Regions from separate parts of the Homo sapiens genome. Here regions 2, 3 and 4 are each linked to region 1. The links are chromatin contacts, found by Hi-C or POLR2A ChIA-PET in ENCODE. All regions are on one chromosome and are shown on one strand. Each heading gives the region's core, a stretch centred on a gene start or an enhancer-like site at or near the end of the contact. The rest is flanking DNA. Distances are from core to core; before and after follow the strand shown. Region 1 holds the start of MALAT1 (metastasis associated lung adenocarcinoma transcript 1). Region 2 holds the start of MAJIN (membrane anchored junction protein). Region 3 holds the start of SF3B2 (splicing factor 3b subunit 2). Region 4 holds the start of PACS1 (phosphofurin acidic cluster sorting protein 1).

What was found. A loop is a pair of places that touch in the nucleus more often than their neighbours do. ChIA-PET counts read pairs that join two places held with the same protein, here RNA polymerase II (POLR2A). Pooled maps may share reads with other maps.
Region 2: POLR2A ChIA-PET joins it to region 1 with 10 read pairs in CD4-positive, alpha-beta T cell. The contact joins the promoter of MAJIN here to the promoter of MALAT1 in region 1. POLR2A ChIA-PET finds 5 or more read pairs at or near these places in 2 of 52 experiments (CD4-positive, alpha-beta T cell and Panc1).
Region 3: a loop to region 1 is called in a pooled map, with 4 times the contacts of the local background. The contact joins the promoter of SF3B2 here to the promoter of MALAT1 in region 1. A Hi-C loop is called at or near these places in 1 of 50 pooled maps. POLR2A ChIA-PET finds 5 or more read pairs at or near these places in 2 of 52 experiments (WTC11 and activated CD4-positive, alpha-beta T cell).
Region 4: a pooled map shows a loop between it and region 1 (4-fold over the local background). The contact joins the promoter of PACS1 here to the promoter of MALAT1 in region 1. A Hi-C loop is called at or near these places in 1 of 50 pooled maps. POLR2A ChIA-PET finds 5 or more read pairs at or near these places in 3 of 52 experiments (CD4-positive, alpha-beta T cell, T-cell and WTC11).

What each region holds. Positions count from the first base shown.
Region 1 is chr11:65,497,352-65,503,742 of GRCh38, reverse strand. It overlaps MALAT1 (metastasis associated lung adenocarcinoma transcript 1), which reads right to left and starts at 4,698. Exons shown (of 1, transcript NR_002819.5): 1 at 1-4,698. It also overlaps TALAM1. RefSeq lists enhancers at 4,808-4,887, 4,938-5,007, 5,568-5,637, 5,698-5,937, 5,507-6,391 and 3 more, a silencer at 5,978-6,037 and a cis regulatory region at 6,231-6,246.
Region 2 is chr11:64,967,563-64,973,846 of GRCh38, reverse strand. MAJIN (membrane anchored junction protein) reads left to right here and starts at 1,739. Exons shown (of 11, transcript NM_001037225.3): 1 at 1,739-1,970.
Region 3 is chr11:66,049,436-66,056,158 of GRCh38, reverse strand. It overlaps SF3B2 (splicing factor 3b subunit 2), which reads right to left and starts at 3,795. Exons shown (of 22, transcript NM_006842.3): 1 at 3,642-3,795; 2 at 3,440-3,486; 3 at 3,055-3,132; 4 at 844-1,083; 5 at 574-624. The coding sequence starts at 3,774. SNORD13F (small nucleolar RNA, C/D box 13F) reads right to left here and starts at 3,015; the gene lies at 2,931-3,015. RefSeq lists enhancers at 3,588-3,757, 4,378-4,427, 4,246-4,797 and a silencer at 3,968-4,177.
Region 4 is chr11:66,068,881-66,074,825 of GRCh38, reverse strand. It overlaps PACS1 (phosphofurin acidic cluster sorting protein 1), which reads right to left and starts at 4,554. Exons shown (of 24, transcript NM_018026.4): 1 at 3,984-4,554. The coding sequence starts at 4,339. SF3B2 (splicing factor 3b subunit 2) reads right to left here. Exons shown (of 22, transcript NM_006842.3): 22 at 5,518-5,945. RefSeq lists silencers at 3,610-3,814, 3,875-4,024, 4,035-4,164, 4,315-4,364, 4,375-4,994.

The DNA of each region.
Region 1 (6,391 bases), core at 3,449-5,948:
CGCAGACAAAGTTTCTGAAAGATTAGAGAAGAATCCCCCCCAAGATTGCCCCAACACTGAACTACAGACAAACACTATTTTATTTAAATAAGGAGACAGCTTTCTAAAAGTATACATTCTCTAATAAAAATAGTTTATTATTTTGAATGATTTAATGGTTTTCTACACAATTTACATCACAACATGTAAATTTTAGCAGTAACATCTGATTCTAACAGCACATCATGCTATTCCTTTCATAGAGCCTTCAGAGATTCAATGCTAAACAAATTTCCTTAGTTGGCATCAAGGCACTGATCACTTTAGAGGCTTTTAAGAAATTATTTAAAGATGCAAATGCCTCTGAGTGAAGTGTACTATCCCATCACTGAAGCCCACAGGAACAAGTCCTACAATTTTAAAAAGGCTCGATGGAAAAATTTCTCAATCCTGAAATCCCCTAGGGAAGGGGTCAGGAGAAAGTGCCATGGTTGATATTTAAGAACTCCACAGCTCTTAAAAATAAGCACTTATCCCTAACATGCAATACTGCAGATGCAAGTTAAACTTATCTGTTAACAGCTGCCTGCTGTTTTCTGCTCCCAGATGAAATGAAGCAACTCTTCTGATAACGAAGAGATACCTGTCTGAGGCAAACGAAACATTGGCACACAGCACAGCCTCCTCAATCCACTTGATCCCAACTCATCTCTCATTTATTTCGGCTTCTTTTATTCCAGGATTAATGTAGTGTAACATTTTCATTTCTTTTCGCTTTTATTCTGCTTTTGTAAAAGCAGTATTTTGAGATGGACATTGCCTCTTCATTGTATTTCTCATCAATTCATTATTTTTGTGGTTATAGCTTGACAAGCAATTAACTTTAAAATGGTAGATTCCGTAACTTTAAATTGGTAGCTTTCATTTGCTTAAAATTTTTTGGCATATGCAGATAATGTTCTCATCAGTAGTAAGAATCTCAGGGTTATGCTTATTCCCCAATGGAGGTATGACATATAATCTTTTCTGCCTTTACTTATCAATTCACCAAGGAGCTGTTTTCTCTGCATCTAGGCCATCATACTGCCAGGCTGGTTATGACTCAGAAGATGTTATCTGAAAAAAGTCTATAGAAAAAAAAAAAGTTTCCCCTCCCTCATCAACAAAAGCCCACCCTCTAAGAGACATTCAAGCTGAACTATCACAATTCTTAATCAGTTACAATTTACAAACAGATAAGTTTAAAATAAACAATTTACAAAATTTTTGAAGCATACCTTAACATCTTGTTTTGCAGTTAAACAATGGAAAAGTATTTCTCCTACACTAAAAAAAAACTTGCTTACACACAACTGAAAATAGAATCTTACTTGATAATACAAAAGCTACCATCAGAAGAAATCCCTTCAGGATCATTAAGCCACTTCCTTTGCTCTGCAGTTTCTATAGTAGTTTTAAATTATTATTAAATCACCTGAAAAAAATTCCAAAAGAGAACCACACACTACCATATCCAAACAACTTTTGCATTTCCCATAATTGTAGTTAATGTCAGCCCAGTAGGCCAGACCAACCCCCAGTTCAATACTTTCCTTCCCCAAAAGCTCTATACTTTGAAGGAAAACAGATACAGTATCAAATTATGACACTTTCCTTGCCCAAATTAATGCACTGGTACACCCAGTGGCTCATATTTAACTTCCCCCAGCTTCCCAATTCAAACTGGGGGGAAAAAAACTAAATCATTGGGAGTTACTTGCCAACTTGGAAGTTGATATTTCTTTACTTTTTCCATTCTAAGACTTTAAGTTCTCTGGCATGAGTTTATCTGCAATCATAAACTAAACAATTACCTAAACCCACCCCACCAATCCCAACCGTAACAGGCCACTGCCAACTAATTGCCAATATTTGCCCCTCCCCTTTAATAAAACTTTTAAGAAGTCACATTATTGGAAAACTTAACTTCAACATTTGGCCTACTCAAGCTCTTCTGAAGTTCTCCTGAGATGACTGAATATGAACCAAAGCTGCACTGTGCTGTACTTTTCAGCTTCAACTGGGAATACTCTTCCAAGGATAAAAGCAGCTCCAGTCCCTGAAGGTGTTCGTGCCAACAGCACAGCGGTACACTCCTTCTCTAACCCAGTTTGTCAATAGTACTATAGCATCTGTGGAAAATCTTAGAAAAAAACATTTTCTCCCCCACCCTCTCTCTTCCCTGTTAAGACCATCCCAAAATGCTTCAAGTAAAAAATAACAAGTTTAAGGGGTTAAGCACTTTTAAAGTCTGATTAAGGGGGTGGGGGGAAAAAAGAGTAACTACCAGCCATTTCTCCAATGGACATCTCTTCCACAGACCTCAACGTGAGAACTGCTCTAGTTTCTATAAACTGTAAACCTGTGGTGGTCTGATTATCCTGATATTGGATTTTCTTGTTTTCTGTTACACCTTGAGTCATTTGCCTTTAGGATTCTAGACAGACCTAAGGGAAAAAGAACTGAAAACATATTTTGCCCCCACCCCCACAAAAAAAAATACTGAAAACTCCCCCCCGCCTCAGTTACACATCCAAACTCTACATTTACAAAACGAATTCAGGGTGAGGAAGTAAAAACAGGTCATCTATTCACAAAACTGAAATACTTCATTACCCCAACTAAACATACAAACTGCTTACAGATTTGCTGAAATTGTCTCAATTTGGCTATCAAATTCATTTGGTTTTCCTCAAATTCGTGTAAAAAAAAAAAACCCACAAACTTGCCATCTACTATTTCTCCAGGACTTGGCAGTCTGCCCTCAAAAGCTTCAGACAAGATTCATGAGTATAAGCCTGAAAAAGAGAAACCTACAACACCCGGAAATCGGCCTACGTCCCCATATAAATCCCTTTACACCTCAGTACGAAACTCCCCCATTATATTAGAAAATAAATAAAAGGTTACCATAAGTAAGTTCCAGAAAAACAACATATTGCCGACCTCACGGATTTTTACCAACCACTCGCTTTCCCTGTGGCCTTGGCACACTGGCATGCTGGTCTAGGATCCTCTACGCACAACGCCTGCTCGCCTCCTCCGTGTGGTTGCCAAGCCAAGCCGCCTGCTACCTTCATCACCAAATTGCACTCGCTCCTTCCTGGAATCCTTTTTCCTAGCTTCACCACCAAATCGTTAGCGCTCCTTCCTTCTTCCTAGCTTCCTTCACCAAATCGCACTGGCTCCTGGACTCTTTTCCTATCTTCACCACGAACTGCTGCTTGCTCGCTTGCTCCTCAGTCCTAGCTTCATCAAACACTGGTTCCTGGAATCCTGTCTGCTGCTGTCTTCCTAGATTCACTGAATCCACTTCTGTGTAGCACCTGGGTCAGCTGTCAATTAATGCTAGTCCTCAGGATTTAAAAAATAATCTTAACTCAAAGTCCAATGCAAAAACATTAAGTTGGTAATTACTCTTGATCTTGAATTACTTCCGTTACGAAAGTCCTTCACATTTTTCAAACTAAGCTACTATATTTAAGGCCTTCCAAATTCTTCTAACTCTTCCAAAAGCCTTCTGCCTTAGTTTTTTTTAAATTACACCAGTCCTTTTAGTAGCTTTTTGATGTGATTTTTAACCAACTTCCCCTTCTAGCTTCAAGTATTCTTCTAAATTGGTTCTGGTCTACGTAAACACCCTCATCTTCTCAAGCTTTACCTTCTAACTTCTGCACCACCAGAAATTAAATTGATGGGCTTTTAAAATAAATTGGTTACCAATAATTTCCTCATTTTTTCAGTGCTATTTTATCCAATTTTTGGCTTTATATTTTTCTATCTTCTATACTTCTCCAATACTTGTCTTAGCTTGTTTTTCATTTTCTATCTGAAACTCTTGACAATATTTTCATTTTCTATCTTGTTTCTATCTTCCAATTTTCTTCTAAGTTTGTACATTTTGCCCTTAGCTTTTTGTTTCCTAGCTTGTCTTTTTTCTTCTGCTTCCTACTTTTCAGGTTTAAATTTATCTTTTTTCTTCTAAAAGTATGTTTTTATCTTCTAATTTCCCTATCTTCTCTATTCTTTTCTTCGCCTTCCCGTACTTCTGTCTTCCAGTTTTCCACTTCAAACTTCTATCTTCTCCAAATTGTTTCATCCTACCACTCCCAATTAATCTTTCCATTTTCGTCTGCGTTTAGTAAATGCGTTAACTAGGCTTTAAATGACGCAATTCTCCCTGCGTCATGGATTTCAAGGTCTTTTAATCACCTTCGGTTTAATCTCTTTTTAAAAGATCGCCTTCAAATTATTTTAATCACCTACAACTTTTAAACTAAACTTTAAGCTGTTTAAGTCACCTTCATTTTAATCTAAAAGCATTGCCCTTCTATTGGTATTAATTCGGGGCTCTGTAGTCCTTTCTCTCAATTTTCTTTTAAATACATTTTTTACTCCATGAAGAAGCTTCATCTCAACCTCCGTCATGTTTTAGAAACCTTTTATCTTTTCCTTCCTCATGCTACTCTTCTAAGTCTTCATATTTTCTCTTAAAATCTTAAGCTATTAAAATTACGTTAAAAACTTAACGCTAAGCAATATCTTAGTAACCTATTGACTATATTTTTTAAGTAGTTGTATTAATCTCTATCTTTCAAAGAGAAAAAAACTTATCTGCGGTTTCCTCAAGCTCCGCCTGCCCCCTCAGCAGAAGCCCCTGCGCTGGCTGCCTCAATGCCTACCGCACAGCTCGGGCGAGGCGTATTTATAGACGGAGAACAACTCGCATCACCGGAATTCGATCACCTTCCGCCGCCTTTGTGAGGGAGGCAAAAAGTAGTTCTTCGGTTAAAAATAGGTTCTAGTTTTACTTTTCTAGATTTTTCTTAACAGCTTATGGAACTTGAATGCAAACTACACATGCAGAAATACTTAAATTACTAGCGTGTGGAAAGATTTGAGCTGCAAACTTTAGACAAAAGAAACATGGAAATCATATTTTAAACGGGTCATCAAACACCTCACAAAACCCCCGGAACTTTTAAAATACCTCTTAAAGCACTTCTTGTGTTCTCTTGAGGGACAGTAGGTATAGTTTACCACCTTTTGAAGGAAGATTAAAGTGTGATAGTTCAGGGCTTTACTTTCCATTACGCAACTGAGCCCCAGCCTTGCAGGGACGGTTGAGAAGTGGCAAAATGGCGGACTTTCTCCCCCAACTGCTTGCAGTCCTGCGACTTGCTCCCAAGACAGCCACACGTTTTGCTTTTTTGTTCGAGAAATCGGAGCAGCACGGGCTGTCTGCTTGGGAAATCTTAGAAACGTGAAAACCCACTCTTGGAAAACGCCTCAATCCCACACCACAGAGCTGCTCCCCGCCTGAGCCCCGGGGGCCGTTGGCTGCCAGTGGCCCACTCTGATCTGCGGCCCCCCAGTTGCCGCCAGCCCCCCACGGCCCGCACGGAAATTTTTCTACCGTTTTTCAGCTTCCAGGCTCTCCTGAAAGTGCTCACAAGGCAAATCGCCATGGAAAGCGAGTTCAAGTGGCCTTTTAAAGTAGACCAACTAAGCGAATGGCTTTGTCTCCGAAGACACAGAGACCTTGGGCAGCCAGTCAGGGACACACCCAGAAGTGTTTACACTGCTCTGGGTCTGCTTTTTTAGGGGTTTTTGTTTTGCAGATTCTGTGTTATGCCTGGTTAGGTATGAGCTTCAGACCTTCTGAACCGGAGCAGGAAGAAAAATAAAAGCTTTCCTCCAAACCCCAAGACCAAACTGCAGAGTTTGAGTGGTTTTATCTAAATACCACCACCTGGAATGGCCAGCCTATAAGGACAGCTAAGATAGCAGCACAACTCGTCGCTGCGTCCCAAGGACTCTGGGAAACCTGGGCTCCCGGAGGCGTCAGAGGGGACCTGCCTTCAGGCGAGCTGAGGCTTCCCGGCGCCGGGCTTCTGCGTTGCTAAAATGGCGCTGCGCTTAAGAGGGCAGGAGAGGCCAGTTGCGGGGCCCCAGTCCTTTACAGAAGTCTCGGGCTGCAGGCTGCGGAGGGGAGAGCGGGGGCGGGGAGGGACTGCGCAACCGGTGGGGCTGCGTCAGGGACAAACGCCGGGGGAGGGGCGGCTCGCGAGCGCCGCGCAGGGATACGCGAGGGCCGTGAGCCGCCCTCCCTTTGTGAGGCGCTGGCTCGTGGGCGGGCGCCACTGGTTCTAACCGGCTCTAGCCGGTCCTGGCCGCCTTCCCGGAGCTGTGGCGGTTGGCGCAGCGCGTGACTGCGCACGCGCGCCCCGCCCTAACGCCTGTGCCTGTTCTGGGGAATGGCATGGGGGCGGGGTGGCAGCTGGCCTGGGAACTTCTCGGTCGCTACTCTGCGCTGTCACTGCACTTGGGGGCTGGTCTTTCTTTCGTGGAGCTGCTGCCCAACTTCCATTTT
Region 2 (6,284 bases), core at 490-2,989, 530 kb after region 1:
TGACAGATCTGGTATATGTGCTTTGAATTCTGTTGTCATCTGCGAGCGTTGCTGTTGAAATGTTCCAGTATGGCAGGCTAAGTCTGAATCCATACGAGTCTCTTTAGCACTGTAAATTGTTTCTGAGTTAGGGTATAGGTTTATTAATTCTCAAGAATCCCAAGGGCCCATAAAAAGGTGCTCAACGTTATTAGTCGTTAGGGAAATGCAAATTAAATCTATAACTAGATACCACTACACATCTATTAGGATGGCAAAAAATTTTTAACTGAAAATATCAAGTGCTGGCAAGGATGCAGAGCAATTCTCACACTCTGCTGACGGGAGTGCAGAATGGTACAGCCACTCTGGAAAACTGCTTCGCAGTTTCTTTCTTTCTTTTTTTTTTTTTGAGATGGAGCCTCACTCTGTAGCCCAGGCTGGAGTGCACTGGAGTGATCTCAGCTCACTGCAACCTCTGCCTCCCAGGTTCAAGCAATTCTCCTGCCTCAGCCTCCAGAGTAGCTGGGATTACAGGCACGTGGCCACCATGCCCAACTCTAATTTTCGTATTTTTAGTAGAGACGTAGTTTCACCATGTTGCCCAGGCTGGTCTTGAACTCCTGACCTCGTGATTTGCCTGCCTTGGCCTCCCAAAGTGCTGGGATTACAGATGTGAGCCACCGCGCCCAGGCCCCCACTCCCCCCGATTTTTTTTTCTTTTTTGAGACGGAGTTTTGCTCTTGTTGCCCAGGCTGGAGTGCAATGGTGTGATCTCAGCTCACTGCAAGCTCTGCCTCCCGGGTTCAAGAGATTCTTGTGCTTCAGCCTCCCGAGTTGCAGGGATTACAGGTGTGCCCCACCGTGCCTGGCTAATCTTGTTTTTGCTTTGTTTTGTTTGAGACGGAGTCTTGCTCTGTCGCCCAGGCTAGAGTCCAGTGGCGCAATCTCGCAAACTCGGCTCACTGCAAGCTCCGCCTACCGAGTTCACGCCATTCTCCTGCCTCAGCCTCCTGAGTAGCTGGGACTACAGGCGCCCGCCACCACGGCTAGTTTTTTGTATTTTTTGTTATTTTTAGTAGAGACGGGGTTTCACCGTGTTAGCCAGGATGGTCTGGATCTCCTGACCTCGTGATCTGCCCTCCTCGGCCTCCCAAAGTGCTGGGATTACAGGAGTGAGCCACCGCGCCTGGCTAAGCTTGTATTTTTACAAAATAGAGATGGGGTTTCACCACATTGGCCAGGTTGGTCTCAAACTCCTGACCTTAGGTTATCCACCCACCTTGGCCTCCCAAAGTGCTGGAATTACAGGCATGAGCCACCGCGCCCGGCCCTGTCTCTACTTTTAAAAATAAGATTTAAGGAAAAAAAGTGGGAGTGCGTGTGTGTGTGTGTATGTGTGTGTAACAGGTCTCGCTTGGTCGCCCCGGCTGGAGTGCAGTGGCGCGATCTCGGCTCACTGCAGCCTCGGCCTCCTGAGCTCAAGCGATCCTAAATTTGGGGCATTAATGCCTGCCGCAGAGCATATCGCCGAGGAATAAAGGAAGGTACCCTGCATAACGCCTAGCACACAGTAAGGACTCTGCAGTCGCTAGTTCCCGACGACACCACGCTAAAGCAGGCGCGAAATAAACAATGGGCTGGTAAATCCAGGAGGGACCTGAAGGCGCCAAGGCGTCCTCTCGGTGTCGACAATGAAATGCGCACGCGCAGACCGCGGCCAGGCCTTGGAGCTGCGCCCGAAGGGGCGGTGGGAAGCGCACTTGCGCGTGCGCAGAAGGCCTGGTGGGTGCGCGGCACGAGCCCCGAAGTTGCTTAGGAGCTGGCGAGCCAGTCCCTCAAAACGACTTCGTTCGAGGTTGGCGCCCGCCTTTTTCAGAGAGCACTTCTTAGTGGGTATTCCGTCCGGGGCCACTTTTCTGAGGCCGAAGGACCCCTAGTCAGTGTGTGAGACATAGCCTGGCCGAGCCTGGGAACCACCTGGGGCTGAGGTAACGGCACACGACGGCCCGGGCCCTCGGGAAGTTGTCTTTGCGTTTCTGTTTATTTCTGAGGGAAGTTTCCGGGCCGGGCTCCACCCTCCGCCGCCGAAGTGCAGTCCCCCCTGCCCCCTGAGGTCCCTTTCTCAGCGCCGGGCTCTCGGGACACCCAGCAAGCTCGCCCAGGGTGCAGGCCGTGCCACTGCAGGGCTCCCACGGGGAGGCCGCGGGACCGGAGCGCGGGTCGCAGGCCGGGAGCGTGCGAGGTAGACCGGGGGGCTCCAGGCCTCTGTCCCCTCCTTCGGGCGAGTGACCGGCACACAGTACGGGGACCCTGCTGTCGTCCGCCGACTCCAGAGACTGCCCTTTCCCCACTCCACACCCAGCGCTTCACCCTCCTCCTCCTCCTCCTTCCCCGCCCCCCCGCAACTTCCTCCGTCCTTTTTTTTTTTTTTTTTTTTGAGGCGGGGTCTCGCTCTGTCGCCCAGGCTGGAGTTCAGTGGGGGCGATATTGACTCACTGCAACCTCCGCCTCCTGGGTTCAAGCGATTCTCCTGCCTCAGCCTCCTGAGTAGCTGGGATTACAGGCATGCGCCGCCACTCCTGGCTAATTTTTGTATTTTTGTAGAGATGGGGTTTCACCATGTTGGCCAGGCTGGTCTTGAACTCCTGACCTCAAGTGATCCACCCGCCTCTGCCTCCCAGAGTGCTGGGATTGCAGGTGCCCGCCACCATACCCGGCTAATTTTGGTGTTTTTAGTAGAGACGGTTTCACCATGTTGGCCAGACTGATCTCGAACTCCTGATTTCAGGATATCCACCCGCCTCGGCATCCCAAAGTGCTGGGATTACAGGTGTGAGCCGCTTTGCCCGGCCACACCCCACCTTCTTACCACAGACTTTCCCCAGGAACTAAAGTGCTCCTCTGGTCTATACCCACCCTCCAACCCCAGCCTAGCTGTTGCCATGAAAACAAGATTTTTTCCACTGAAACATTTCCTGTCACATCATGTCTTGATTTGAATGAGTTTCTGGCTTTCAAATGCCCGATTGCACCTTGCAAGTAAATATGAGTCATGGCACTGAGATCTCTGTGCCACTCCCCAGAGCCTTGATTGAATCTTGGCATCTGGGCAAGTGGGCAGAAAGATGCCAGCAGGTATACTTTGCCGAACATCCTTTTCTTTTTCTTTCTTCTTTTTTTCTTTTTTTTAAGACAGTGTGGGCCAGGCACGGTGGCTCATGCCTGTAATCCCAGCACTTTGGGAGGCTGAGGCAGGTGGATCACAAGGTCAGGAGATGGAGATTATCCTGGCCAACATGGTGAAACCTGGTCTCTACTAAAAATACAAAGATCAGCCGGGTGTGGTGGCAGGCTCCTGTAGTCCCAGCTACTTGGGAGGCTGAGGCAGGAGAATCGCTTGAACCCAGGAGGTGGAGGTTGCAGTGAGCCAAGATCGCACCATTGCACTCCAGCCTGGGCAACAGAACAAGACTCCGTCTCAAAAAAAAAAAAAAAAAAAAAAAGACGGAGTCTTGCTCTTGTCCCCCAGGCTGGAGTGCAATGGTGAGATTTGGGCTCACTGCAACCTCTGCCTGCTGGGTTCAAGCGATGCTCCTGCCTCAGCCTCTCAAGTAGCTGGGATTACAGGTGTCTGCCACCACACCTGGCTAATTTTGTATTTTTAGTAGAGATGGGGTTTCACCATGTTGGCCAAGCTGGTCTCGAACTCCTGACCTCAGGTGATCCACCCACTTTGGCCTCCCAAAGTGCTGGGATTACAGGCAAGTGTCACTGCGCCTGGCCCATCCTTCACTTTTTTGAACTCTAGTTCCTTCATGTATGTATCTGCAGGTAGGAAGCCAGTTTCCAGCAGTCTTATCTAGAATCTCTCTTTGGCTATCTCATTGGCATCTCAAACTTCAGCATCTCCAGATACAGACTCAACATCTTGCCTTCAAAAATTTACTTTCCAAGGCTCCTGTTTTCAGAAAATGGTGCTTTTACCTCTTCAGTTAGTTGCTCAAGCAACCAGGAGTCATCGCTCTCCCTCACCTTATCAAGTCACCAGGTCATTACTGAGGGAGGAGAATCGCTTGAACCCGGGAGGCAGAGGTTGCAGTGAGCCAAGATCGCACCACTGCACTCCAGCCTGGGCAACAGAGTAAGACTCCGTCTCAAAAAAAAAAAAGACAGAGTCTTGCCTGCCTCAGCTTCCTGAGTACCATCTTCCAAATCAGTTCACCTTTTGTCATCTTCACTTTTATCACTGTAGACCTGGCTACTGTCAGCTTCTGCCTTGAGCCGCAGGAGGCTCCTAGCTGGTCTCCTTTCATCTGTTCTTGTTCCGGGTTGTTTCCCACATTGCAGCCAGGAGGGATTTTTTTTTTTTTTTAAGTCACAGCCATCTGGTCATGTCGTTTTTTTTTTTTATTATACCCTTCAGTGCCTTCTGATTGCTCTGACAACAGATTCCACAATCTGTAACCTGGCTTATAAGGAAGGCCCTCATCCCTTCTCTATAATTTCTTCCTGGATGATCTCATCATCTATTCCAGTAGTTTCACATACCATCTAAACACTGGTGACTCAAATGTATATTTCCGTTCTGATTTCTGTCCCTTACACACTAGGAGACTGCCTCCTCGGTATATCCACTTGGATGTCTCATAGGCCTCTTAGACTTAAAACACAACTACTAATTTTCACTGCTCCCTCCCACCCCAAATCTCTTTCCCTAGAATTATTCCCCATCTCAGTAGAGTATGTACCATTGTCTACCTAATTGCAAAGGCAAAAAAATCTGAGAGCCATCCTTGATTCCCACATCTAGTCCGTTAGTTAGTCTAAAGTATATCTCAAATCTAACTATTTATTAATTTCTAAAATCCCAAGTCCAAATCAGCAGCATCTTTCTCCTGGACGACTACAGAAGCTTCTTAACTGGTCTCCCTATTTCTCCTCCTGTCCCCTTACAGTTCATCTTCCTTTCAGTCACCAGATATTTAGATATTTTGGACCAAGCTTGGTGGCTCATTCTTGTTTTTTTTTTTTTTGAGACAGAGTCTCGCTCTGTGGCCCAGGCTGGAGTGTAGTGGTGCGATCTCGGCTCACTGCGAGCTCCACCTCCTGGGTTCGTGCCATTCTCCCACCTCAGCCTCCTGAGTAGCTGGGACTACAGGCACCCGCCACCACGCCCAGCTAATTTTTTTTTATTTTTAGTAGAGATGGGGTTTCACCATTCACAGGATGGTCTCGATCTCCTGACCTCATGATCCGCCCGCCTCAGCCTCCCAAAGTGCTGGGATTACAGGCGTGAGCCACCATGCCTGGCCTGATGGCTCATGCTTGTAATCCCAGCATTTAGGGAAGCCGAGGTGGGCAGATCACTTGAGCTCCGGAGTTCGAGACCAGCATGGGCAACATAGTGAAACCCCATCTCTGCAAAAATTAGCTGGGTATAGTGGTGGGCACCTGTAGTCCCAGCTACTTGGGAGGCTGAGGTGGGAGGATTGCTTGAGCCTGGGAGGTTGAGGCTGCCCTGAGCTGTGATTGTGTCGCTATACTCCAGCCTGGGCGCCAGAGAGAAATCCTGTCTCTAAAATAAAATTAGAATAGATATTTAGATATTTATAAAGCATATATCAAATCAGTTATCTCCCCTTTATAAAATCCTTGGCATAAAATCTGGACTTTTTACAATGGCCTACAAGCCTTACACGATCTGGTCCCTGCCTAACACTCCATCTTCATCTCCCTCCTCTCTCTCTTCATTCTCAATGTTCTAGCCACATTGACCTTTCTGTCCATTAAACTCATCACAGACATCTGCACTTGCTGATTTTTCTGCTTGGAATGCTTTTCCCCGTGATCGTTGCTCCTTTCCATGAAGGCCTCAAGTCAGTTGTGATTTATTCTGAAAGGCCATCACTGGCCATACTAGCTAAAGCAGCCTTCTAGTCATCCTAAATAAAACCACATATTATTTTCTTGATGCTATTTAGAGTACCTCAATTTATATTTGTTTATTTATTTATATGTTGAATGTTGCTCTCCACACCTCCTGAAATGTAAGCCCTTAAAGACGAGGGATCATGTCTCTCTTGTTACTTACCATATTAGTGCCCAGAACAGTGCCTGATACACTGTAGGGTCTCAGATATGTGCTGACTGACTCACTTATCTGTATAGTCTCACCTTGTAGCATTGTCTTTCTTGCCCACTGTGTTCGGGTTACTGTACTTCTCTCTTTTGAAAGTGCCATGCTTTTTCTCAACTGAGTACTCTTGTACCTGCTATTTCCTCTACCCACCCCAGACCCACCA
Region 3 (6,723 bases), core at 2,546-5,045, 550 kb before region 1:
AAGTGCTAGGATTACAGGTGTGAGCCACGGCACCCAGCTCATACTTGTTGCTTTTTAACACTTACTTTTTAATACTCCTGAGTAACCCACTGGGTAATGACTGATGCAATGCACCTCTGGGGCCAAACATCTTATATAACATTCCCAGACTTACAGTCCTATTCTGTCTAAATCCAATACAAATAACTCAATTACCCAGAGTCCTATCTAGAATGATGTCATGTAAGGCGAGCAGAGGTCAGCAGGCTCTTTTTATAATAGGTCAGAAGGTAAATATTTTAGGCTTTATGGGTTGCTGTACAGACTCTGGTACATATTTTTGGTTTGGGTTTTCTTATAACCCTTAAAAAATTTTAAAGTTATTTTTAGCTCATAGGCCATACACATGCAGGCCACAGGTCATAGTTTGTCAATTCCTGAACTTCAAGAAAAATTGAAAGCTTTGGAAGATACTAGAACTTAGTTGAGAACAAAGTAGCCTCCAGGGAAAACTTGAATGGTGCACTCTAAGCACTATAAATGACAGCCAACTGACTGGACCACGAGGTCAAAGGTTAGGGGGAGGGGTATTACCCGCTTCTGCTGCTCCAAGAGCTCATGTTCCTTCAGCGAATGATCTCCCTGCTTAAAAAAGAAAACAAGTTCATACCAGCACCAATACCCAACACGCCAATCTGCCACAACTCTTGCTTCTTGAGATCCTCTTCCAGTCAAGGGCCCATGTTCCAATCTTTAGTCCCGACCTTCCCAGAAGCCTTAGTTCTAGGACCCAGCTTTCTCTAAGGCTCCACTGCCCCTTCAGGGACCTAATGAGTCCAAGGCCAGGGCTGCCACCTGCCCTACCTGCTTGGCACGCTCCTCCTGCTGCATCAGCAATGCCGCCTGCTGCTGAGCCAACTTCAGCCGCTCCTCCTCTGACAGTGCCACTGGCTCACCCACACGGAGAGGAGGCGGGGGCCCCAAATTTGGTGGGTGGGCCATAGGAAAGCCAAGGCCAAGGCCTGGTGGAGGTGGTGGGGGTGGCGGAGGAGGCTGCAGAGGGGGGAGTCCCAAAGGTGGTGGTGGCATGGGAATTCCAGGGAGCTGTGGAGAAAATATGATCATAAAACTAGGAAGCATTTATCTACTCATTCTGCAAATATCTGGGGGATCTACTTTGAGTCAGGAGCTGGAATTCTAAGTCAAATGATACATAGTTACCACTCCATAAGAGAGAATGCTCCACAGCTCTATAAAGATATGAGAATGTTAACTTCTGGCACCAACCAAAGGAAGCTATCCACTCTCTCCAAAAAGATATCCTGAATATAGATTCTGCATACAATTCTAGGAGACTCAAAGACGCCTCTGAGGCCATCTAGGGACTCCTCATCCTACACACAGAGATCAGTAGATGCCAGGTCAGAGCCACTGCTTTAGAGAAAATGAGGCAAATCCTGGATCAGAAGGAACATGGAAATTGAGAGGACTTACATAAACAGGAACCACTGTATCTGGGCAATGCAAACCCCAATGACTACTAAACGCAAGGGGTGTGAAATCAAATCAGGGAGCCCTCGATGTCACACAAAAGAACATGGGAACTGTGCCTGGGGCAGGCAAAGAAAAGGGTGATTGCTTCCAGCTGGGTAAGGACAAGTCAGTCTTCCTTGTATTCAAGCTGTATTTTTTTTTTTTTTTTGAGACAAGAGTCTCGCTCTGTCACCCAGGCTGGAGTGCAATGGCGCAATCTCAGCTCACTGCAACCTCCGCTTTCCAGGTTCAAGCAATTCTCGTGCCTCAGCCTCCCAAGTAGCTGGGATTACAGGCACCTGCCACCATGCCCGGCTAATTTTTATATTTTTAGTAGAGACAAGGTTTCACCATGTTGGCCAGGTTGGTCTTGAACTCGTGACCTCAAGTGATCGCCCACCTCAGCCTCCCAAAGTGCTGGGATTACAGGCATGAGCCACCATGCCCTGCCTCTTTTTTTTTTTTTTGAGACAGTCTCGCTCTATTGCCCAGGCTGGAGTGCAGGGGCTTGATCTTGGCTCACTGCACCGTCCACCTCCAGGGTTCAAGTGATTCTCCTGCCTCAGCCTCCCAAGTAGCTGGGATTACAGACATGTGCTACCACGCCCAGCTAATTTTTGTATTTTTAGTAGAGAGAGTTTCGCCATGTTGGCCAGGCTAGTTTCAAACTCCTGACCGCAGGCGATCCACCTGCCTTGGCCTCTCAAAGTGCTGGGATTACAGACATGAGCCACCACGCCCTGCCTCTTTTTTTTTTTTCCTATTTTTTGGTTTAATTTTATTTTATTGTAAGTTTTCGGGTACATGTGCAGTATGCGCAGGTTTGTTACATAGGTAAATGTGTGCTATGGTGGTTTGCTGCACCTATCAACCCACTGCCTAAGTATTAAGCCTGGCATGCATTAGCTATTTTTTCTGACACTCTCCCAGCCCCTCCCCCATCACCTCCCCCCTTTTTTTTTTAAAGAAGCAAAGTCTCATTCTGTCACCCAGGATGGAGTACATGGAGTACAGTGGCGCAACCAGAGCTCACTGCAGCCTCCAACCCCAGGGCTCCAGCAATCCTTGAGCCTCTTTATAGGGACTTTATAGGCGCGTGCCACCGTGCCCAGCTAATTTTTAAAATTTTTTGTAGTAACAGAGTCTCACTATGTTGCCCAGGCTGGTCTCGAACTCCTGGCTTCAAGCGATCGTCCCATCTAAGCATCCCGAAGTGGTGGGATTACAGGCATGCGCCACTGCACCCGGCCACAAGCTGCTTTTGGAGAAGCAGACAGTGGAAAAGGAGGCAAGTGTCAGCATCAAAGAGAGAACTGAAGAGCTCACAATTCTGTCATGGCAGTACCTCCCTGCCCAACAACTGCAAGTGAGAGGAAGGGCTACCCTGAACATATGGAATCTTTTTTTTTCCCCACTCAGGTCAGGCGAGTAATGTGCAAGGGTGTCACATCTCACACATGCACGTGAACACCCAATCATCATGCTCATGAACTACAAAAGGATCAGCAGATGGAATCTTAAAAAACAGAAGAATCTCCCTACCTGTGCCGACATGGGAGGTGGAGCGGCTTTGTCCCCATCTTCCCCTCTCAAAACCGGCCGATTCAGCACGATGCCAGTCTGCAAAAGAGAAAGGACTCTAGGTCAGTCCAAAACTAGCTGTTTCACTAAACGACGTTCGCTCCCAATTCATTCAACAAAACGTACCCAGTGCCTGTCTGCCAGCGCTCTGGCTGGGCACTGAAGAGGACCAAGATGGATACAAGAAATTACAACTAAGCTGGCAAAGGCAAGAACAAGCTAAAAAGGGCAAGCCTCCGCCTTGCTGTGCCGAGATAAAGAAAGAATGAAGACCGAGCCGTGATGGGGTATATAAGGTCTCCTGGAGAAGCTCGGCCTATCCTGACGTCCCGCCGCCAACACCTACCTGGCGGGTGTAGCTCTGCAGCCGCTCCACCAGCTCCTCGCGATTACCTGCAGGGCAAAGTACACGATCAATGGGGCAGGCCAGCCCGGCCAGGTCAGGCCCCAGCGGCCTGCCTCCGCCCCTCGCACCCGAGTCTCCCGGGTAACCAGGCTCCGCTTCTCCGCAGGCCCGTAAAGGCCCCTCGACTTCCTGTGTTCCTCACCCTGGATCGGAGCTCCGATCTCTGCCAACTTGGCCTGAAGCTCCTGGGCAGCCCAGGCGCCATAGTGGCCTGGAGGTGGCGGCGGCGGCAGCTGCAATTCTGCTTTGGGAGGCTCGGGATGCTCCGTCGCCATCTTAGCCGCAGGAAGGCGCGCGACCAACCCGGAAGCTGGGGCCAGCCTCAGGGCCCACTTGCCGGAACTTCCGGTGGCGCCGTATGCCACGTCCTCTCTGGTTGGGAGGCGACGCGCACTCAGGCACACCCGCTGCCGTGCGCTGGGCGACGGGATTCGCCGCAGACGCACCTTTCTCTAGTGGCCCCTCGGCGGTCTGGTCGCGAGGCCTCCTGGGAGTTGTAGTGCGCAGGTCTCGGTCTCTGCGGGCCCTGCGCGCCGCTACGGCCCCGAAGGCCGGCGGCGGGCCGGAGGGCGGGGCTGCGAGGAGGGCTGGCACTTCCCCGAGGGAGTGTTTTCTGCGCCTCACCTGCGGGAGCGAAGGCTCTCAAGCTTTCCGGCCCGGCCCTCCGGTCAGATCCTCGAACGCTTACGCTCCCAGGGAGTCCCGAGAGACTCATTTCCCCGGCGGCCCCGCGTTGCGGGCGCCAAGCGGGAGGCTGGAGCCGATGCCTGGGATAAAACAGTGTCTGATTGTCTGCCCGCCCACCCCCGGCCCAGGCCCGGATGAATGGGCTGAAAGGGGATCCAAGCCGGGAGAGCAGCAGGCCTGCCCGGGCTGAGCTCCAGCTGCCGACCTGGGGGAAGGGCGACTCTAAAGCCCCCTTTTCCACCTTCCAGGCCGGCTCAAATGTCGTCTTCTCCACTAAGCCTCCTCCCGCTTTCCTTTCCTTTCTTAGAGCTCCCATAATACGTTCGAATCTCCACCGTTTGTTAAGTCTTTCTTGCCCTTTCTTCCTACCTCTATCCCAAAAATGTGAGCAGGGACTTGATCATTTTCAGTCTCGCATCGCCTGGCGTTCAAGAGGCGCCCAATAAATGATTACTGGAAAAAAAGGAACAATGTTTCTGGTGAAAGCATTTGTGTCTTTTTTAGTCTCAAAAATAAACTCAGGCCCTTTTCCCTCAGCCGCACCTGCACTGGGGGCCCCACCTTGCCTCCCACTCCCCACCCCAACTCCCCTTGGCCTTTGGAGACAGAGGCAGAGACTGGCAGGGATTCTTGCCTGCCTAGCATCCACCTCTCCCTGTCCCACACCATCAATTCAGTTTCTCTCCCCACCTCTGCCACTAGCTCTGCCCTCTCACCAACAGCTAGCCTGTGTGTGTTTTTTATGTGTGTTGAGAAAGGGAGTGGGGAGACTCAAGTGAAATGGTCTCATTTTCCCCCTACACATCCCCTTCAGATCTTTTCTCCAGCTCCATTTTGCCAACTGCCCCCAGTGGAGAAGAAGCTGGGAACAGGGAAAAAAAAAGAATGGGGCACCAGGTCGGGGGAAGGTGAGGTTTGGGAGAGACAGGGAAAAGGACTGGGTTGAGAAAGGTTGGCTCACATCCTAGCACTGGGTGGGAAGTCCTCTTCCTCCTACCCAAACCTTGACCTTTCCCCTTTCCATCAATATCACTATGGGAGGCTCCTGCAGCCACACTCCCAGAGGAGAAGCCAAACCCGGAAAGGACAGTAACGAAGACAGAAAAACAGCGCCCTTCCCTCCAGCTTGTCAGCCCACTCAGGCAGAACCTTTCTAGCCCAAAGGAAGGCTCTTCTGCTCCCTGTAACTGGAGAGCCCAGGGCAGGTCATCTGAGGCTGAGGGCCCCAAGGCATGTGTAGGTGCTAGGGAAGGGGGCGGGGTCTCTGAGGCAGGATAAACTAAAGGCTGATGGAGTCTCATTTTATTTATTTATTTTTTATTTATTTATTTATTTTTTTTTTTTTTTGAGACAGAGTCTCAGTTGCCCAGGCTGGAGTGCAGTGGCTCTATCTGCGCTCACTGCAAGCTCCGCCTCCTGGGTTCACGCCATTCTCCTGCCTCAGCCTCCCGAGTAGCTGCGACTACAGGCGCCCGCCACCACGCCCAGCTAATTTATTTGTATTTTTTTTAGTAGAGACGGGGTTTCACCGCGTTAGCCAGGATGGTCTCGATCTCCTGACCTCGTGATCCGCCCGCCTCAGCCTCCCAAAGTGCTGGGATTACAGGCGTGAGCCACTGCACCCGGCCTGGAGTCTCATTTTATAACAGCCCTGGGAAGGAGGCAAGGTCTCAAGATCCTCCTCCCCCACGATATTGTACACAGCGGAAGATTGATGGGCAGAGAAGGTGACATGCCCAAGAGGCCAAACTGGGGCCACCAGCAGTCCTTCTGACTCTGAGAGTCCCTATTTCCTCCTCCTCAACCATAACAAGGACCCTCACACTATTTCCTATGTGGGCCTAGAAGGGCGTATCCAGCCCCTTCCAGTCCCACCTTTGGGTGGCTACCCAGCTCCAGGATCCTTGCTTTACCAGGCCCAGAGCAAAATAGAAAGCAGGTGTGCAGGCCAGCCACAGAACTCAGTGTAGGGCTCTTGATGTCTGGCATGGCTTTGGGAGGTGCTGCTGCCCAGCTCCCAGGTGATGGGAGCTGAGGACTAAGAAGTTCACATGGAGCCTTCGTGTGTATTATCTCTGCTACCTCAGAACAGCTTCCCATTTTACAGCTGGAAGCAATAGGGCTTAGGGAGTTGCCTCTTGACTCTGGGATTTAAGAGCAAACCAGGATTGAACTTGGGTTCTTTGATGCCTGGTGGCAGGTGCCTAGGCAGGGGTCCCAGCCTCACTATAGCTCTGGTCAGGAGTGAGTGGGTCTGGAGTCCTAGTGAGGAAAAATGGGTGAGCAGCCAGAAGCTACATCAGAGGGTATGGGGGACACGCTGGAAGGGAAGGGGGCATGTGGGCAGAGATGGGACCAGACAAGGCTGGAGCACTGCTTCTCTACTGGAGGAGGACAGAGGATGTGAGTACCTGCACGTGTACCAGCATCTGGCTCACCCAGAAGCCCACGTATGACCGGCGGTGCCCCAGAATACCCAGCAATGCAGGAGTATCCAGACACCTTCCCGGCCTCAGTTTCCCTGCCTGAGTGAGAGA
Region 4 (5,945 bases), core at 3,305-5,804, 570 kb before region 1:
AAATGCCCCCAAGCGTTTTCATGAAAGTAACACTTCTGCTGCAGACCAGTCATGCCAACTCAGCTATGGCCACCTTCTGTGATTCCAACGCTTTTGTCCATTAAGGCTTGACCTCAGCACCCACTTAAAAAAAATGTGACCTAAGGAGAAAAGTGACTGATAACTGCCAACTCCTACCCTAAGTTCACATACACATAAGGGTATGCAAATGGGCTTTGGATATGGTTTGCGAATGATACAGCAGAGCACATTTCATCTCTTAATAATCACTTTTATGCCACTGAGGAAATTTTGAATGCTTGTAAAATTTAGTAATTTTTCTGCCTCTCCTACTTACAGCAACACAAAAAGAAAAGAACATCAGGGAAACCTCACCATACAAAGGCAGAAGGGAAGGGATCAACAATGAGGCTCTAACACCCTTCCTTTAACATCAAGCAGCATGCCACCTGGTCCCCATAACCCTGCACCACGGTCCATGCCATACTGGACCATAGTAGAGGAAGTACTACTTAGCATGAAGGGAAAACAATGCTAACTTCTAAAGCTTGAATTTCATAAAAGATAAAGGAACTATAGCAAAACTACCTTTTTGTAACAGAATCTTAAAAGCCAACTGTATTTCACAGTGATTACCTCTGGGAAGTGAGAAGAGGGATGGACTGGGGGCTTTTTCCTTTGTGCTTTCCATCTTTCCATACTGCTCAAATTTCTAATCATGGACATATATTAATCATTTTGTCTTTAAAAAAAATGCTGGTAAAAGGCTGGGCACAGTGGCTCACACCTGTAATCTCAGCACTTTGGGAGTCCGAGGTAGGAGGACAGTTTGAAGCAAGGAGTTCAAGACCAGCCTGGGCAACATAGTGAGACCCTGTTTTTAAAAAAAAAAAAAAAAAAAAAAAAAAAGCCAGGTGTGATGTCACATGCCTATAGTCCCAGCTACTTGGGAGGCTGAGGCTGGAGGATTGCTGAGCCCAGGAGTTGGAGGCTGCAGTGAGCTATGACTGTGCCACTACACTGTAGCCTGGATGACAGAGCAAGACTCCATCTAAAGAAAAAAAACAAAAAATGCTGGTGAAAAATGTGATCAACAGAACAATTTCATTCTTTTAAAACCAGCTGTGAGTAAGCTATTCACCTATATAAAGTTTTTCAAAAGTACTATGTATTCTGGGGGAATTTAACAGATGTTAAATAAGAGCAGACACCTACCTGAAGAACAACTACACTGCTCTTTATTTAAATATCTAATACAGGAAACGGTATTTTTTTCAAAAGAAAATTATATTTTGACAGGCATCAAGAAAAGCAGCAGGACCTTCCTAACACTGTACTGTTCGAGCCCCTCTTCTCTGCCCTAAGAGACCAAATCCCATGACATTCTTATGCACACCTAACCTTAGATCCACAATCATGTTTACATTTCTAAGGGGCATGTATCTCATATATTTGTGTCCCGTTTGAGTTACATGAGACAAGAATGTTAATCCCTCCACAGAGTGCTGCATGTTGCCTATATATTCTAAACAACATGAACAAGGACACCCAGGAGACCTCAAATTAACCAGATGACTCTAATAATTGGAAAGACCAATGGCAGGCCATTTTCTCCCCACAGAGTGTTATTCTGGCCTGCAAAATGCTCAAAGAGCACATGTGTTCCACAAGGAGTGAGGAGGTACAAGGGTGATGGATGAAAAACAATGTCGGAGCAGGACAGTGGACAAGCTCAAGGACTGGTCAGTAAACGTGACGTAACTGCACACTCCCGGAATGTAAAAATAAGTCCGCCTAAGCCTCTCACAGCAAGTTAGCATAATAATTATACATTTGATCAGGATGCCTGGCTGTTTCTTAGGCTAATAATTTATTACGTGGACTTTGCAGTGACCAAAAGACCTAGGGGCAGACCAAACATCAACAGCAGTCAATGATTTCATTCACGCCCCTCTGCTGCAGCTCCTTGCCAGTAGGCTCGCGCCTTTTCAACCTAACGAGATGGAGAAGGCAGCTGCCCAAACGTCACCAAACACAGGCATGAAAGTGAAGGAGAAATGGGAAAGACTGGACCCACGTAGGAAGGAACACAGTGTTTCTATGTGTGAAAGAGGTGGGTTAGGATACTTCAGCGATAGATGGGCCTGTATAGAAAGAGAGAGGCCTGCTTAGGATCAAGAGAGGAACACCATCACATACTCAACTCTCGCTTGAGCTTGGTGTTGTGCTATGGATCTGGCCACAGCAAACTAAATTAATGTGGCTCCTGATTTCCCTAGAGAAAGGACAGAGAAAAAAAAAACAATGTGTAAATCTGTTAAGTGATGTGGAAACACAGAGTGGAAGCAGCCTGTGGAAACAATCTACTTTTGCCTAGTGAAGTCCCAGATCTATACCCTGCGAGCGGCAATCCCACCCCTCCATATGAATACAACCTAAAGAAACTTCTGCACAAGAGCACTAGGAGTCCTGGGGGGAAATGTGTGCATTACTGTGGGTGTTAAACAGGAAACAACCTACATATTCAAGAGAATTACGGTATATTCATTCACACAACAGAATACTACCCATCATGAAAATATTTAAACTATGGCTACCATACCACATGGATGATTCTCACAAACCTAATGCTGATTTAAAAAAAAATAAAAAAACCAATCAAGTCACAGAACACATACAGGATGACACCATGTACACAAACTTCAAGAACATTCAGAACTATAAAATATATAGAGATGCATTATGTAGTAAAACTAATTTTTTTCTAACAAGGGAAATGATAAACACAATTCAAAATAGTGTTTACCTTTGTAGAAGGAAGAGGGGAGACAGTCAGGAAGGGGCACCCTGAGAGCTTCAACAGAAGCGATAATGCTCTGTTCCTTAAGCTGAGCGAAACAGAAAGATGTACTCTCATCATTCCTATCTGGGATATATATATAAAACAATATTATCCAGAATAAAGGTGGGGAAAGGAAGACAGTCGAGGGGGGAGCCCAGCAATCCTCTCTAACTCTGACTTACACATCCGTCTGCCTAACCAACAGTGAGGAGACAGCCCAAGACTTCAAGGCAACAGAATCAACTCAGCTACAAGGTGACAAAAAAGAACACCTCCAGGCACTTCTCTGGGCTTTCTGGGTGAAACCAGCTCCACACACCGTCTTATTCAAGTGGCAAACTGTAAGACACAGCACCCTGTCCCCAGAGTTGGAGACAGACTGCCTTGCCAATACAAAAACAGAAAATATTCCCAAACTCAGGCCTATTTTGCCAATGGAAGGAAAGTCCCCAGATGGTTCCAACAGACAGAGAGCAATGGATTGAATTTAGGAACAAGGCAGTAATTTCATACAGCCCTGCAGAGCTGGGAGATTCTGGGACCAGTTTTAGTGGGGGAGGGGAGGTAAAAATACACTTGAGGACACATTAAATAGGGCCCCAAAACTAAGAGCCTAGCGCTTGGGACAGAACGTGTGTAATATGAAGTTCAAATGAACATGTGTGCCGAAGGCTAATGAGAAGCCCCTAGGGTGATTATATGAGCTTTACCTGCAAGAGGTGACAATCGAGTTTGGCACATGCTGAGTCTATTGGGAAATAATAATATCAAGAGATCTATACCACATCCATGTATGTACAGCTCCCGGCGCCGGCGAGGCAGGAGAGTGACTTACTCAGGGAAACTGACTGCCAGGAAGGCCGGATTCGGTCAGCCCAATCGGAGAAAGCCCGGGGCCGAGGCCAGAAGGTCCCTCGGGGAGGACAGAAGGGTGGTCCCGGCCCCAGGCAGAAGGTGGGGCTGCCAGGAGAGGGCGGGTCCCCGTGGCAGGAGTCCCGGGAGGCCTGGCTGGAGCCAGGCCGGGCCGCGGGACAGTCGGGGAGATGGAGGGCGGGGACCCCATGGGCGCTGGGGCGGGGAGGGCTGGGCCCCGGCGGCCACCCCGCTCCCCCGGCGCCCCGCCGCACCCTCCCGCGCTCACCTAGGCACGCAGCTGGACGAGCTCCGGTCCACCTCCCAGGTGGCGTACAGGTTCATCTGCACCGGGGCGGGGGTGCGGCCTGGCCCCGGGCCACCGGGAGGCGCGGAGCCCGAGGCCACCGCCACGGCCATGGAGGTGGAGGTAGACGAGGACGAGGAGGAGGCAGCCGCCGCCGAGGTGGACGAGGACGACGAGGTGGCCTGGGCCAGCTTGGGGGGCGTCGGCTGCTGCGGCGGCTGCTGCTGCTGCTGCTGCGGCGGCGGCTGCTGAGGGGACTGGGCGACCCCGGATCCCCGCTGGCCGCTGCCGCCCCCGGCGCCTCCGGGACCACCGCCCGCCCCTCCGCGTTCCGCCATGGCCCGGCTAGGCGGGGGTTACGGAGGCCGAGGCGACGCCGATCTGGCTCCCAGGCTTCCCCCGCGGCGGCGGCGGCGGGGGCGCGGCAGCCTCCTCAGCCCGCCTGCCCGAGCGCGAGCAGCCAGCGAGCTGCACGCACGCGCGGGGCCTCTGGGCGCGCGGGCCTCGCGCTCGACCGCCGCTGCCTGTTGCGGCTCGCGAGGCCGACACGGGTGGGCGTGTCCGGGAGGGGGCGGGGAGCCCGGCCCGCGCGGCCCCACCCAGCGCGGAGGGGCCGGGCCGGGCGCGCTCGCGCCCTGCGTGCAGCCACGCGCGCCCCTCGCTCCCGCGGAGTAGAAGGGGTGGTCTGTGGCCAGCGCGCGCCCACGGGTCCTGCCCTCAAATCCGCTGCCAGTCTGCCCCCGCTCCTCCCCTCCCCGCCCACGGCCGGCCGCGGCCCCGCCAGCGGAAACCCGGCTTTTCCGGGATTCGGTCCCTGCAGGGAGGGGGCCGCCGCGGGAGCGCGCCTCGGCCCCTCGGGTCTTCGGAGCCAATGCGGAACCCGCCCCCAGCGGTGGGGGTCTGCCCGGGGAAGCCGGCTCTCCGCCTGCCGACCTAGCCCTGCCCTGCGGCCCCGGCAAACAGAGAGGTCGGCGGAGACCCGGGGCCCGCTGCCACCGCGGGTGCCTGTGATCCGGGAAGTTCCCGCCCCGAGGGCAAGCGGGGGCTCAGGGACCTGGAGTCCAGAAGGTTCTTCGCATAAGTGAATTCTCAAGCTACCCCGGGGCCCATCTGGAGCCAACCTTCCTCTTCTTTCCCTACCCCCCAAATGCCTCTTTAGAGTGCCAGTGCTTTGTTGCTTACCAAATTTCTAAAATTCCATTCCTCCTAAGGCCTAGCTCAGCTGCCACGTCCTATCTGGATCATGCCCCCCACAACCCCGAGACCATCTTGAACCCTCCGGCAAGTGAGCGCCTCCACTGGTGCACTTAAACACCAACAGTAGTACAACAGCAGCGCATGACTACCCTCCCCACAGGCTGGCAAATGCCCATGGGAGCCAGTGATCCAGCCTGCTCTAGTCTGTCAGAAAGGCTGCTCAGGACCAGATTACAACCTGGAGAAAGTAAGTCCCCCCATCCCACATACAAATCCCAAACCCCAGCGACTAGTGTTGCTTGAACCCAAGGGTTCATATGGACTCAAGACAATTTAGCTTTTGAGCTATGTTGTCGCACAGGTAAGGACTTGAACTTCTGGTCACAAGGTCAGTTGGGAAGGCCTGCCCTGGCCTACTTCCCAAGCCCACTGTTACTTCCTCTGCCGCGCTAGGGCGCTAATCTGGCTATTTTTACTCCCCAAGGACAAAGTAGTAAGGTCAAACCAGACCTAGAGGTACTTCCCCCAAGCCTTCCTACAAAGCAGGGCAGTGGTGAAACACAGATTTCAGCCTGGGGTTGGCGTCACCACCAGTCAAATGCGCCGTCTAATCCCAGTTTATGTTCGTGGTTACTGGGGCAGCCCAGTGATTGTAGAAAGAGACTATTTTAGTCCTTTTGCAAGAAGGGGCTAAAAGGAGATGAGGGAGGCTCAGGAGTGTTAAATATTCATCTCTTTCCTTGGGAA